Linked DNA regions of Homo sapiens: region 1 is linked to region 2. Evidence: chromatin contacts called from ENCODE Hi-C or POLR2A ChIA-PET data. All regions are on one chromosome and are shown on one strand. Each heading gives the region's core, a stretch centred on a gene start or an enhancer-like site at or near the end of the contact. The rest is flanking DNA. Distances are from core to core; before and after follow the strand shown.

The links. Hi-C counts contacts between places; a loop is a spot of excess contacts on that map. ChIA-PET counts read pairs that join two places held with the same protein, here RNA polymerase II (POLR2A). Pooled maps may share reads with other maps.
Region 1: a loop to region 2 is called in a pooled map, with 4 times the contacts of the local background. The contact joins the promoter of SMYD5 here to the enhancer-like site in region 2. A Hi-C loop is called at or near these places in 2 of 50 pooled maps. POLR2A ChIA-PET finds 5 or more read pairs at or near these places in 2 of 52 experiments (PC-9 and RWPE1).

Annotation. Positions count from the first base shown.
Region 1 is chr2:73,210,112-73,216,315 of GRCh38, reverse strand. It overlaps SMYD5 (SMYD family member 5), which reads right to left and starts at 2,071. Exons shown (of 13, transcript NM_006062.3): 1 at 1,954-2,071. The coding sequence starts at 2,049. NOTO (notochord homeobox) reads right to left here. Exons shown (of 3, transcript NM_001134462.2): 3 at 3,803-5,545. The coding sequence ends at 5,387. RefSeq lists enhancers at 1,894-2,133, 1,921-2,215 and a silencer at 3,538-3,607.
Region 2 is chr2:72,951,334-72,957,947 of GRCh38, reverse strand. All of the region lies in intron 13 of SFXN5 (sideroflexin 5), which reads left to right. Among named protein-coding and RNA genes, the nearest start is that of EMX1, 37 kb to the right of the region's middle. RefSeq lists a silencer at 3,790-3,959 and enhancers at 5,353-5,854, 5,855-6,356. Within about 2 kb of position 3,872, at least 2 of the 41 ENCODE cell types and tissues checked have a DNase peak (open chromatin) inside an H3K27ac peak, as active enhancers do.

The DNA of each region.
Region 1 (6,204 bases), core at 822-3,321, 260 kb before region 2:
CCGAAAGCGCTGGAATTAAAGGAATGAGCCACCATGCCCGGGCAGACTATGTAGTAGATTTTAAAATCTTGATTAAAAGAAGAAAGCCCACAATAAGCCATGCTGCTATCCGGCTAGTGCACCAGTATGGTAATCCAGCTGGCTTCCACTGGACCTGGTGAGGTTTCTGTTCTGACTGGTCATGTCTCTGGCATAATAGTTGATAAATTTTTGAAAAGTCATTCCTATCCACAGAAGCAATAAACAGTAGTCAAAAACTACTCCCACTTGAGGCCCCTGGTCTATATAGTTTCATGACCCAATTCTCTCAAACCTTTAAAGAATAAATAATGCTCATGCTATTTAAACAATGTAATGACAGAAAGCATTTCTGTTTTACCAAAAAAAAACAAGTATAACCCTCATGTGGCAACTTGAGGAAAATAACACAGAGAAAAAAATCACAAACCAATCTCATTTGAATAGAGAAGCAAAAAGCCCAGGATAATCCATGCTGTTACCAAGTCCAGGCAGGTATGTTATTTTCTCCAGCAGCAGATCAGATGTAGGCAAGGAGAGGGCAATCAGCTAGGGCCTTGATAGAAGCCTGGGACAGGAAAACTGTGCAAGGAGAGTGGCTGAAGTGAAGAAGCGAGAGGGAAGAAATGAAGAAAGGAAGGGGCTGAGAGACTGGGGGCTAATGAAGAAAAAGGTGAAGAATATCACTGCAAACCAAGAATGATGGAACTGAGAGGCCTTCAAACTGTGGCCACCCAGGAGCACTAGAGACTATGGAGATGGAGATAGGAACAGGTAAGGAGACCAGGGATGTAGGGAAGCTGATTTACCAGGGAAGGAGCAAACTGCTCCAGATACCTCTAGAGCAGAAAGGGGGCACGGAAGGTTGAGCTGGAAAACTAGATCAATATGATGACGCTGAGAGCAGACAACAGACAACTAGAGGTCTTACGTCTTGGGCAAGAACCAACCATACACACAGCCACTACACAGGATAAATTATTCAACCTCACTAGTAACCAAAGAAACGTAAATGAGAACAAATATAATTTTACACATATCAATAGGCAAAGATAACTAGGAAAAAAATACTGCTGGACAAAACAAGAGGATGTTTGCACAGAAAATGAGCTCTAAGACTTTTGACTCTGGGGATGAAAAATACCATACAACAATAAAGGGTCCATTAATAAGGGGTTGGTTGAGTGAACTGTGACCCTCTCACGGAAGAAGCTACTACTCAGCTCTTAAAACTTAATATGTAGAAATAGGCTTGATATTGAAAGATTCACTGCTGCATCAAAAAGCAGTTTCTAAAAATGTAATTTTAACGTACTCATCTTTGCACAAGTATAGAAGTATGGGTGATTTTTGTATTTTCTTTCCTTACATGCATTTTGTATTTTTTTCTACAATGAACTTTTGGAACACAATAAAAACGACAAAATCACGTCACCTTCCTGCTAAAAACTCTCCCAATGCCCCCACGGCCTTTGGACTCTGGTCCAAATTCCTCAGCACTCCAAGGACCCTCGTGAAGGATCTTGGCCTCTCTCCTCATCCCCTCACCCAAATCTCACACATGAAGTTCGTGAGGACTCCCTCTTTTACACCTCAGTTCTCTCTGCCCGGCACATCCCCGCCCACCGTTCCAGGGATACAGCAGCAAAGCCCCCTAGCCCCGCCCCGAGCAGCCACAGAAGGGCCTCCCGCGGGCTGGCCGAATTCCGCTGGGAGGAAATGCGCACGGAGACTCCGGAGGCCCGGGTCTATCGCGTGACCGCGCCACGAGCCTGCGCGCAGGGACAGACTGGGAGCCCCCGGGCCGCGAGCAGGGGCAGGGCCGTAGCGTCCGAGCGGCACAGAAGCCTCTGGGCTCCGGGCATGGAGTCCGGCCGGGCTGTCTCCATGGCCGGACTGGGGAGAGGCTCCCGGCAGGACCCGCCCCGACCTCACCTTGGCGCTGCTCACGAAACGGACTTCCACGGAGACCCGCGCGCGGCCCGCCACGCCCACGCAGAAGGAGAACACGTCGCACATGGAGGCCGCCATCTTGGGCGCGCCTCCGCCTTATGACCCTTAACCCCGCCTCGACCTGAGAGGCCACACCCCCTTCTGGTCCCGCCCCCGGCGAGAGTGCCCCTGAGGCTGCGAGGTTTTGGGCTCCACCAAGTCTGAATTTAGGTTCCGTGGTTTGTTGACGGGAGTGTAACTGGGCCTGCCTTTGTGCTTTTACATCGGTGCCTTTTTGTGTCTGTACCTCTGTATCAGAGTCTGTGTGCGCGTACAGTTTTGATGTGTGTATCTTTGAGTCCGTTGCATGTTTTGTTGTGGTTTTTTTTTTTTGAGATAGTCTCACTCTGTCGCCCAGGCTGGTGTGCAGTGGCGCGATCTCGGCTCAGTGCAACCTCTGCCTCCCAGGTTCAAGTGATTCATTCTCCTGCCTCAGCCTCCCGAGTAGCTGGGCGTACAGGCGTGCGCCACTAAGCCCAGCTAATTTTTGTATTTTTAGGGGTTTCACCATGTTGGCCAGGCTGGTCTCGAACTCCTGACCTCAAGTGATCCGCCCGCCTCGACCTCCTAAAGTGTTGGGATTACAGGCGTGAGCCACCTCGCCCGGCCTCCGATGCATGTTTCTATGTATGTTGTCTCTGTCCACACAGTGGCCTGTCTTCACTGAGTAAAGCGCTCTTTGGACCCAGCCCTAGAGTGGGACAGCAGAAGGCCAACTTACTCCTATCCTGTCTAGCTCTCAGCCTGAAGGGAAGGACTAGCTTATACCCCGGAGCTCACTCACCCCACTTGAAGAGTCCAGGACAAGATTTCCTTTCTCGGTAATCCCTCTGGCAGCAGAACAGTCCTGCCAAAGGTCAGGGTGGACTTGTGCCTCTGTCAGATTCTTCAATGGCTTAGGGACCTTGCAACCGGGGGTAGCGGAGGAGTCCATAGGGGACCTCAGATCTGAGAACCTCTGAAACTGGATACAGAAGTGAGTGTGCATATGCACACACTGTCGTGAAAAGGGGGAGGGGCCTGTTCTCTCAGGACCCCAAGAAGCTGCAAACCACAGACCTATGGCATTTGTCCCCACAGCTAGGCCTGACTATCAAGCCTTGTTTTGTTTCCTTGTCCCCTGATTTTGTGAGTTTTGTTTGAGACAGGGTCTCGCTTTGTCGCCCATACTGGCATGGGGCGATCTCGGCTCACGGCAGCCTCCAGCTCCCGGGCTCAAGAACAGACTGGGCAACGTAGTGAGACCTTGTCTCTCCAAAAAATAGAAAAATTTGCCGGGCGTGGTGATGCGTGGGAGGATCACCTGAACCTGGGGAGGTCTAGACTGCAATGAGCCGTGATCAAGCCACAATTATCTATCAAATAATTATAGATAGATAGATAGTTGGCAGGGACAGAGAAAGGTTCTTGAAACTGACCCTGCCTCTCCTCAAGCTTGCAACCTGGTGTCAAGGAGCGAATAGTCCACGGACTTGGGGGAGATAGATAGTTGGCAGGGCCAGAGAAGAGGCTCTTGAAACCGACCCTGGGTCCCCTCAAGCCTGCAGCCCGGTGTCAGGGAGCGAATAGTCCACGTACTTGGGGGCAAACCTACCCGAGAGCAGCTGGGGGCCGTGCCCTCACTCACCACCAGGTGGCAGGGCAGGCTTCCTTCCATCCCTCAGCTCAGTCCCCAAGAGCCATTCTAGAATCTGAATGGTCTGTGCTACAGAAATCAGCTCTGCAAATCCTGGCAGCAGGCTTCTTTCAGAGAAATCGAGCACATTCTTGAGAAGAAAAAGGAGCCATGAGTCAGAGTCATGAAAGGGGGAAATTATAACTGTCCTGTGAAAACACAGCAGAGTTTATGACAAAATGCCAGCCTTGGCATACACAAATTATTCTATAAAAAGATGGGGCTTTGGGAGGCCAAGGCAGGAGAACCACTTGAAGCCTGGAATTCAAGACCAGCCTGGGCAACAAGTGGACGTTGTCTCTACAAAAAATGTTAAAAATTAGCCAGGCGTGGTGTCACGCGCCTGTAGTCCCAGCTGCTTAGGAGGCTAAGGTGGGAGGATCACTAGAGCCCAGGAGGTTGAGGCTGCCGTGAGCTATGATTGCACCACTGCACTCCAGTCTGGGTGACAGAGCGAGTCCTTGTCTTTGCTGCTGGGCCTGAGCTTCTTCTGAGAATGGTAACAGTTCAGACAAAACAAGAAAACGTTGGGAAACTTTGTGAAGTGGGCTAAACAGTCTACCTTCTCTTCTTTGCTCTCAACTCCTTCTGATGGTGAAGAGTCTTCTATGCCCAGATGCTTATTCAAAGAGGTTCCTTCTCCACAGCCAGGCCAGGAAAATATTAATTGCTGGTACAGGTATTACTCCCCCAGGTGAGGGGAGCTGTGATATTATGAAATATATATTTGGTCTTCATCTCGATTTCCTGGCATAGAACTCCTAAAATCCCTAGAATCTCTGAAGTGATGTCTTTTCATATGCTAATGAGTTGACTGATGACTGGTAGACCTTAAGACTCCATAAAAAACAAAAAGGGCAGGGTTGGGCCGGGTGGTGGCTCACACATGTAATCCCAGCACTTTGGGAGGCCGAGGTGGGTGGATCACAAGGTCAGCAGTTCAAGACCAGCCTGACCATATGATGAAACCCCGTCTCTACTAAAAATATAAAAATTAGCCAGGCATGGTGGCATGCGCCTATAGTCCCAGCTGCTCGGGAGGCTGAGGCAGGAGAATCGCTTGAACCCGGGAGGCGGAGGTGGCGGTGAGCCAAGATCGCGCCACTGCAGTCTGTCTCAAAAAAAAAAGAAAGGAGGGGCTGCCATGTGGAATGAGCCCTGAATCTGTGGGGTCAGACACTACCTGCAGGTAGATCATGTCAGAATTTGCTGAACTGGAGGTTGGAATGTGGGGTACACCCCTATACGTTTGGTCACAGAAGTGTTCTGTGTTGATTGTTGTGGGGTGACAGCAGAAGAAAAAAACTTTTTTTTTTCCAGTTGGTCTTCTCTACTCAGGGGCCTACAAGCCTTAACAGTAACCACACACTTTGCACTGTGCATGGCACATTATTGCTTTACAGACATCTTCTCACCCCTGGGTGATCTAAGTTATGAATGCACCCATTATACAGATAAAGAAAAAAGGCTCGGAAGTTCCATAGGTTGGCCAAGGACATAGCTGAAGGCCAGAGTCTGTGCCTCCAATCATTACATTATTCCAGTTTCCAGGAATCAGTATAGAAAAGGGGGTCCCTGCTTGACAGCTCAGATTCTTCTGGTTGAGGAGGCTTTTCGTTGAGGTGTGAGGCAGGGAGCTCCAGTGGGTACCCCCAGGAGGAACTAGTCCAGGCAGCCTGGCTAGGGCCTCTGTCCCAGTCTTCAGCCGTCCACTCCTGACTCGGCATCATCACTCTGGATACTGGCGATGGAGCTGCTGGAAGGCTCATCCAGGGAGGCAGCCTCGGCAGATGTAACTGCTGCCCTCAGCTTTTGCTGCTTCTGATACTTGACCCTGCGGTTCTGGAACCAGACTCTCACCTATAATTGGAGAGTGGGCAGAGATCAGAATGTGACCATCAGGTCCCACTGCTTCCTAATTCCTGGAGTGAACACCCCTCTCTGCCTGGCCAATATTTGCTCTTCCTTCTCAGGGAGGTACCTCCTCCAAAACACCCCTTTCTACAATTCCAGACACCATTCATTCATCTGAGTATTTACTGAGTTTCCAGTATGTGCTAAGCACCATCCTAGGTGATGCTGATACAGTGGTGAGCAACAGAGGCAAGCTGCCTGCCCTCGTGGAGCTCATGAGCTAGTGAAGAAACACTGGCAAGAAACATGTAAACAAACAAAGAGCTATGTAAACACAAAAGGGGGTACAAACAGGGGTTTGGGCAGAGGAGGCCTCCCTAAGGAGCCAGCATTAAAGCTGAGGCTCAAAGAGAGAGAGGCCCACCTGATGGGGACAGAGAAGAGCAGGTCTGCAGGGCAGGGAACAACCTGTAGGAAGGCTCTGAAATGGAACCAAGCTTGGAGTGTTTGAGGACCAGGAAGGAGGAGAGCACGGATGACAGTGAGAGGAGAAAGTCAAGGGAGGGAAATGGGAGAGGTCAGCGGGTGCCAGATCACCCAGGACCTGGAAGGCCATAGATAAGGAATGTCACCCATGAGGCTTTTACGTGGGCCCACATAATCCT
Region 2 (6,614 bases), core at 2,623-5,122:
AGCCTCTTTCTCTAGATTGGGAAGAAGATAGTCATTGCATGTTAAGTCTTTGTTCCTCTGGGAAGGGAGGGTACAGGCATGATTTTCAGAGCTCCCTCCTCAGCTATGTGGATCCCAACAAGATGCAGGCTAGCCTGGGCATTATGGGGTGTTTTGAGCCCTGTTTGGGACCCATGGCACCAAAGCCTTCAGCCAACTTGCCGAGAGGGCCTTGTTTCCGCATTCACTCTCCCAATTAATTCTCCCTAACAAGGTGCTTCTTCTGCCATACAGGGATCATGTCTCACATCCCAGAAGCCAGTGGGATTTGCCACAATAAGTCTGGACTTGCTTGGGCTGACCCAGCCTTGCCAAAAGCCACCAAGGTTGTCAACAGAAGTAATCACTGGAACACCAATTAACTAATCAGGGGACTCGGAGGTAGAATTTAGGAACTAGTTCCTAGAGTGGCTGGCCTGCAGTGATTGTTGTGGAGTTTCCAACTCACTAACCCCAGAGATTGAGGCAAGGACTTCAATCCTTCCTTCAGTTCCTGGGGGAGAGTTTTATCTGCTCTTTTCAAATTAGTAGTTCTGCTTATTAAAATGGTACTGAGGGTCAAACTGCAAATAATAATAATGGCTACCATTTGCCAGATATCTATTGGACCAGGCAGCATGCTGGGAGCTCGGTGTACCTTACTGTATTAAGTCTTCCTAATGCCCCTTAAGTCTAAAACATTGAACATCAAGAGATGATTCCTAGACAGTCAGATGGCTCTGGGGAGAGAGTTTGGCTGGAGATACGGAACCTTCAGTGTATGGGGGGGAGTTGAAGCTGAGAAAGGGGATGTGGTCCACTATAGGAGGAAGAAAAACCATCAAGAAGGGGAAGAAGCAGCCAAGGGCACAGGGAGAACCCAGATGGAGTAACTTCATGGAAGCTGAGGACTTGGGCGATTCAAAGAGGAGGGGCTGTCTCCAGAGTGGGTGAGTGCAGAGGGGACTAGGAGTGGAGGAGACTTAGGTGGCATAGCTAGACATGGCAGTCTAGGAGGCAACATGGTATTCAGTTTCTTCTTTGTTCAGATGATTGAGCTCAAAGATGGGGAACTGTGGGAGAACAGCAAAGAAACTGTGAGATGGAGGTTGGGGGGCTTGGAGAGAGGGCAATGATGGGGAAGGAATGCCCAGAGCCCAAGGCGGGAAGGCATGGCCTCTATGGAGTCCCTGGGTCCAGTGAGTAGAGGGGGCTACCTGGCTGTGGTGGAGAAATGGGGGCCTGGATCCTGAGAATTCTCCAAGGTAGGTATCAATATTCCTTGTTTACCAATGAGGAAACTGAGGCACATTAAGGTTAAGTACGTTGTCCAAGATCCAAAGTTGTTGACGATGGAGCAGGCTTTGTACCCAGGCAGAAGAATTCTGTGACCCTCCCCAGCCCACCCACACCTCACTATAGAAAGAGGAGGCCCACTTCTGGGCTCCAAATTGCTTGCTACTAATTTATCAGCAGGAACATCCCAGTGCCCTCACCCAGCCCTCCTCCCCTCCACAGGAAATCTGCGTTTTCACAGGGACCTTTTGGAATCAGTGTTTATGTCTTTTCCAACCCAGAGCTGAGGAAGGGGCTGGGCAGTGGAGGGGCTGGAGGGAGGCTAAAGGGCCAACAGGTAGGGCAGGGAACCTCATGTCGTGAGAACTGGGGAACAGGTCCTGGGCTCCCTTCTGGACCCCAGTCCTCTTGCCCATGCAGGGAGTACAGGGTCTGCCCTGGCGGATCTGGTGGATCTGGAGGTTACTGCTGTAGGCCTGCCCCACCAGCCTGTCCCCAAACATGGATGGGCCCATCACACCCAGAATCTGCTCTCTGCCCCATGGAGCCTGGGCACTTTCCCATTTTTCTTGTTACCAGGATGGCCACGTAGGACCCCTGTGGTCTCAGTGAATCTCCCCGCTGGTGGTGGAGACAAAACTCAATAAACAAGAACTGTCAGGTGACAGCACAGGTCATGATGGACCTAAAGCAGAGGCTGCGCGGCAGCTTGCCGGGGCCGCTATAGGTGGGGCTGGTGCTGGGTGCCTCCCTTGTGGTAGGGCCAGATTGTGGTGGCCTTTCTGGCCTTGCCCCCTTTGGTGATTGGGGCTCTGGATTCCAGGCAAATGGGGTCCTCTGTGTCCTCCCCACTGCAACACAGACATACACTGGGGCCTCAGGTTCCCTGAGGGAGATGTGCAGGGTCCAGTGTCCAGGAACACGGGCTTGGCTACCACAAGAGGCTGTAGTGGGTGGTGGCAAATGTCCCTCTAACTCTGACAGCCGGTGTTCCCTACCTGGGAGCACTTCCAATCCTGTTTAATGAACCTCATGTCTCTCTGGAGCAAGAAGCAGTACCTTGGCCAAGGCCCCTCCCCACATCCCTGCCTCTGTTTCTGCTTCAATCTTTCTTTGTGCCTCTTTCTCCCTTCCTTGATTCCTCTCGGGCTCTCCCCCACCGCAGTCCCCTCTCTTTTCCTCACTCTTCCCCTGGGAGCTCGGGGGCTGGGGAACGGGGCTGCACATACAAGCCGGAGCCATTGTTCAACAATCTGTTTTTGTCTTCATCTTGTTGGCAGGCGGCAGGAGAGGAGCAAAAGGTTAATGAGGCACTGTGCAGCGGGATTACTGCGTGAACGGGCGGGCGGCGGGCGGGCGAGCGAGCCAGCCGTGGTGACAGGGAACTAATTAGGAGCAGTTTAACAGGAGGAAAAAGTGAAATCTCCTCTTCACCAACTGTCAATAATTAGCTGATTTGGTGAGGTTGAAATGTGTCCACAGAAGGTGGGGCTTGTCTGTGGATGAGTGAGGTACGGGGAGCAGGGGGGCAGCCGGGAGCTCGAACCCATCCCTAGGTGATGTTGGGGTGGAGGGGCTGTCCCGTGGCCCCAAGGCCTGCCCTCTGCCCCTCTGGCTGGCATCCCTCTACCTCAACTCTCCATATGACCTTGGGTCTTAACCTCAAAGACCTCAGTTTCCCCAGCTGGAAGATGAGGTGTTGGAACTAAGTTTCTTCCTGTAAGAACCAAGTTTCTCCCAGTAGGATTAGGGAAGTGAAAACTCAAGACAGGGCCCTGGTGCTAGACAGTGGACTGAGTGAGTCCACTTGAGTTACATGCTGCCCCTCAGGTGCCCGGCCTGCAGCAAGGGTGTGCCCTCTGGGAGCCACCCTCTGGGAGCCATGTCTGGGCACGGCAAGTGGGCAGGGCCTTAGCCTTCCTGGGAACGTGTCTTATGGCCCCTAGACCCTCACTGGCTCCTTTGTCCTCCCTGCAGCTGTGGGGGCTGGGGTGGGGATGAGAGATTGGGTAGTGTGCTTCCTGGCTGGGGCTGCGGGCAGGGGAGAGGGCCCTGGGGCGCCCTTGTAGGGGCTGGCGGCTATGAGCGTGTGTCTCTTCCCTGCCTCAGCTGTTGCAGGGGCCCCTGGGGGCAGGAGTGAGGTTCACTGGCCAGGAGGCTTGTTTCCTGTGGGCCTGTTCCCTCCTGGCTGTCTTGTTGGTTTGTTGGCATCTGCCGTCTGCCTTCCCTGAAGCCTCAGCAGAGAACTGACCTCCCCCGGTACCCCCACCACCTGTTCCTGCCCCTTCTAGCTTTTGCCAAGCACCTCAACTAGAAGAAAAGACAGCCTAAGAGTCTCCCAGGGCCAGGGCTTCCTGCCCTGAGCCTCCCATGTCAGCCCTGGGAACTCCCCATGTCCCTCCCTCTCAGCTGAGCCCCTACTCACCTCAGCTCTAGAGGGTTCTGGGGATTAGAAGCCATGTTCTGAGGAAGTCTAAAGCCTTCCCCCGATGTCCTCAGCCCGTTATGAGCCTTGTCTCGTCCTGGCCTCAGAGGGTGGCTCTTACAGGCCACACCCATGTGGTAGACGAGGCAGGAAGGCCAACCTCAGCCACCCCATACTCCTTCCTGCCTCCCCACTTACAGCTTTCAGGGTTAAGAAACAGAGAGGCATACCCTCCCTGTATGGGCAAAAATGTGGGTACCCTCAGTGGGTACCAGAACCTCCACTATCTCTACCCTCTTACCAGCCCTGATGAAAATGGTGGTTTTGATGAACCAGCCTGGCTAAACAGCTGTGAGCCACCAGAAGCAAAGTCCCCCCAGCTTATCTTTCTTTGAGAAAGTATTGGGACCCCCAACCAAGAATGGAGAAGAGCTGGGAATAAGCTGGAATGTGAGTCCACATTCAAGCTGGTCTAGAAATGGCTCCTCCTCCAGGAAGTCCTCCCTGATCTTCCCCACTAAGATCTGTCTCACCTCACCTGTGTAGGCTCTGGTGGTGTGTTTTCTGTGTTCCATCTTCCCCCTTAGGACAGTAGACCTTTCTCCCTTCCATGACACAAGGTGTCCCTGTGGCAGAGAACTGGTGCCCTTTATCAACACCTAGTACAGAGCGTGGCTCATCTGGGTTCACCTTGACTTTGTTGGTCCCTGCTTCTCCCACTCTTCCAGGGTTGATGCGAGGCCAGAGACAATGTCTAGGGCACATTGCATCCCTCCTGAGTCTACAGCAGCATTCAGCGTCTCCCAGAGCAGGGGCCTCCTTCCCTCCAGTCTCAAATCCATCTCCTACTTTGCTTGGAGATGTTTGTTTGGGGTTTTTCTCATTTACTGGTTTAATCAGTCCCTACTGAACTCTAAAGTGGGCTATTTTTGCCGTCAGAAATCTGCTGCCTCCCCGCCCGCTGCTTTCTTGGAGTTTGCCCACAGGACCCCCCAGGAGGGATGGATGGGAATGGCAAAGCCGCTCAGAGCCCAGGAACGCCAACGCCACCTGTCATTTTGCCTGTTCCCCACACCCCCACCCCAAACCTGCGCGTGCACACAGGCTCGCACACATACACGTGCACGCAAGAACATGTACACATGCCCGGGTGGCAGGCCTCGGCGGGGCTGCCTGACAGCCTTTCCCCCACAGTTCTTTTTTCCAGGACCTTCCAGGACACCTAGCTGAATCCAGGATAGGGAGGGAGAAGGCTTGGTTGTGCAGAGCTTCCATTAAAGGCATTAATACATGCAAAGTGGAACATGCCTGGCCTGCAGCAAGGCTCAGCCCTGTGAGCTTAGTGAGTGGGGCTGGGGCTGAGTGTGGGGACCCTGGGTGCTGTCCTCTTTACACAGCATCACGCAGGTTTTCTAAGCCTCCAAAGGGCCATCCTATCCATTTTGTGATATAATCCTCGTGGCACCAGGAGATCTTAGAAAATCTTCCCATCATACATGTGGGGAAACTGAGGCCTCAAAGCTTAGAAGACAGAGGACAGAGAATGATTCTGAGATTGGTCCACCAGAGGGCACCCAGGAATGGTGCAAAGCTCCAAAATGGTAGGGGGCGGGGTGTGGTCTGAGCACTTGCTGGGAACACATAGCACAGGGGAGCCGGAAAAGTGTAAGACAGGATTCTTGCCCACGAGGCACTTCAGTGTCACTTAACTCAGCTGTTACTGAGGACCTACTGTGCACAAGGCATAGGGATACCGAGCTGCCTGGAGCGGCTCACAGTGGGGTGGGGCAGGGGACTACTGTAGTCACCCCTGTTTAGAGTGCAAATGAGCCTGTGCCTGGGGATGGGATGGAGATAAAAGCATGTGCTGGGGACACAGAGGCAGCAGCAATGGATTTGGTCTAAGAATATCAAGGGAGGCTTCCTGGAGGAGGCAGCCTTAGAGGGTCAGGATATAGCCTGGACTTAGGACTCAAAGCGTATACTTAGAATGTACAGAAAATGGACAGCAGTTGATGGGTGAAGAAGCTGGAAAAAGTCCCAGAAGGCCTGGAGTGTCCAGCTGAGGGTTCTTTCACTGAGAAGGTAGTGGGAGCCCAGAGCCAGCACCAGAGGCCTAACTCAGGGGTCCAGGGGTCTAGGCTTAGGCCTCAACTGCTCCCCAGCCCCAGCCTAATGCCTCTGCTCTCCAAAGACACTCAAGATAGCTCTCCCAAAGGTGGGGCCTGGATGTGTGTGTGTCGGAACAGGACATGGGGCCTGCCCAGCCCTGGTGAGAAAGGATGGGATGTTGTGCCCAGTGGACAAAGCGGTCCCAGGCCTGGCAGAGGCCTCAGGCACACAGGGTCAGCCAGGTGCCTGCTTGGGCTTTGGGCCCTGCGTCAATGTCGCCACCTTCTGCAGACCCTCAGAAGCCCAGACCTCTGCCCAGGAGCAGGTGGTGGCTTTGAGCTATGTCACAGGGTCACACCGAACACCCCACCCCCCCAGCCCCATGCCTTTGAAAAGGAGGCAGAAAAGCCATCAGAAGAAAGGCCAGCAGGAGGAAGTTCTTTGTAGTAGGTAAAAGCCCCCAAGAATGGGGCACAGGCAGGGGATCCAGTTTCCTGTTTATGTCTCCGCACCTTAGCTCCAGGTTCAAATATGTAAACTATCTGCTGGCCTGGCTGCAGGTGTGTGTGTGCTCCCAGGCTGTAGAGGCAGAGGTGGCCCCAAATGCATTCCTGACTCTAGCCCCCCACCCACAGTGAGGCAGGAGACAGAGACAAATAGCTCAAGGTTAACCCTTCCCACACCACAAGGGAAGGTGCTTGGCTATTCTAGCTGGGCCTTAGGGTGCCCGGGAGGCTGGGGAGACGCTGGATAGGATGCTCCA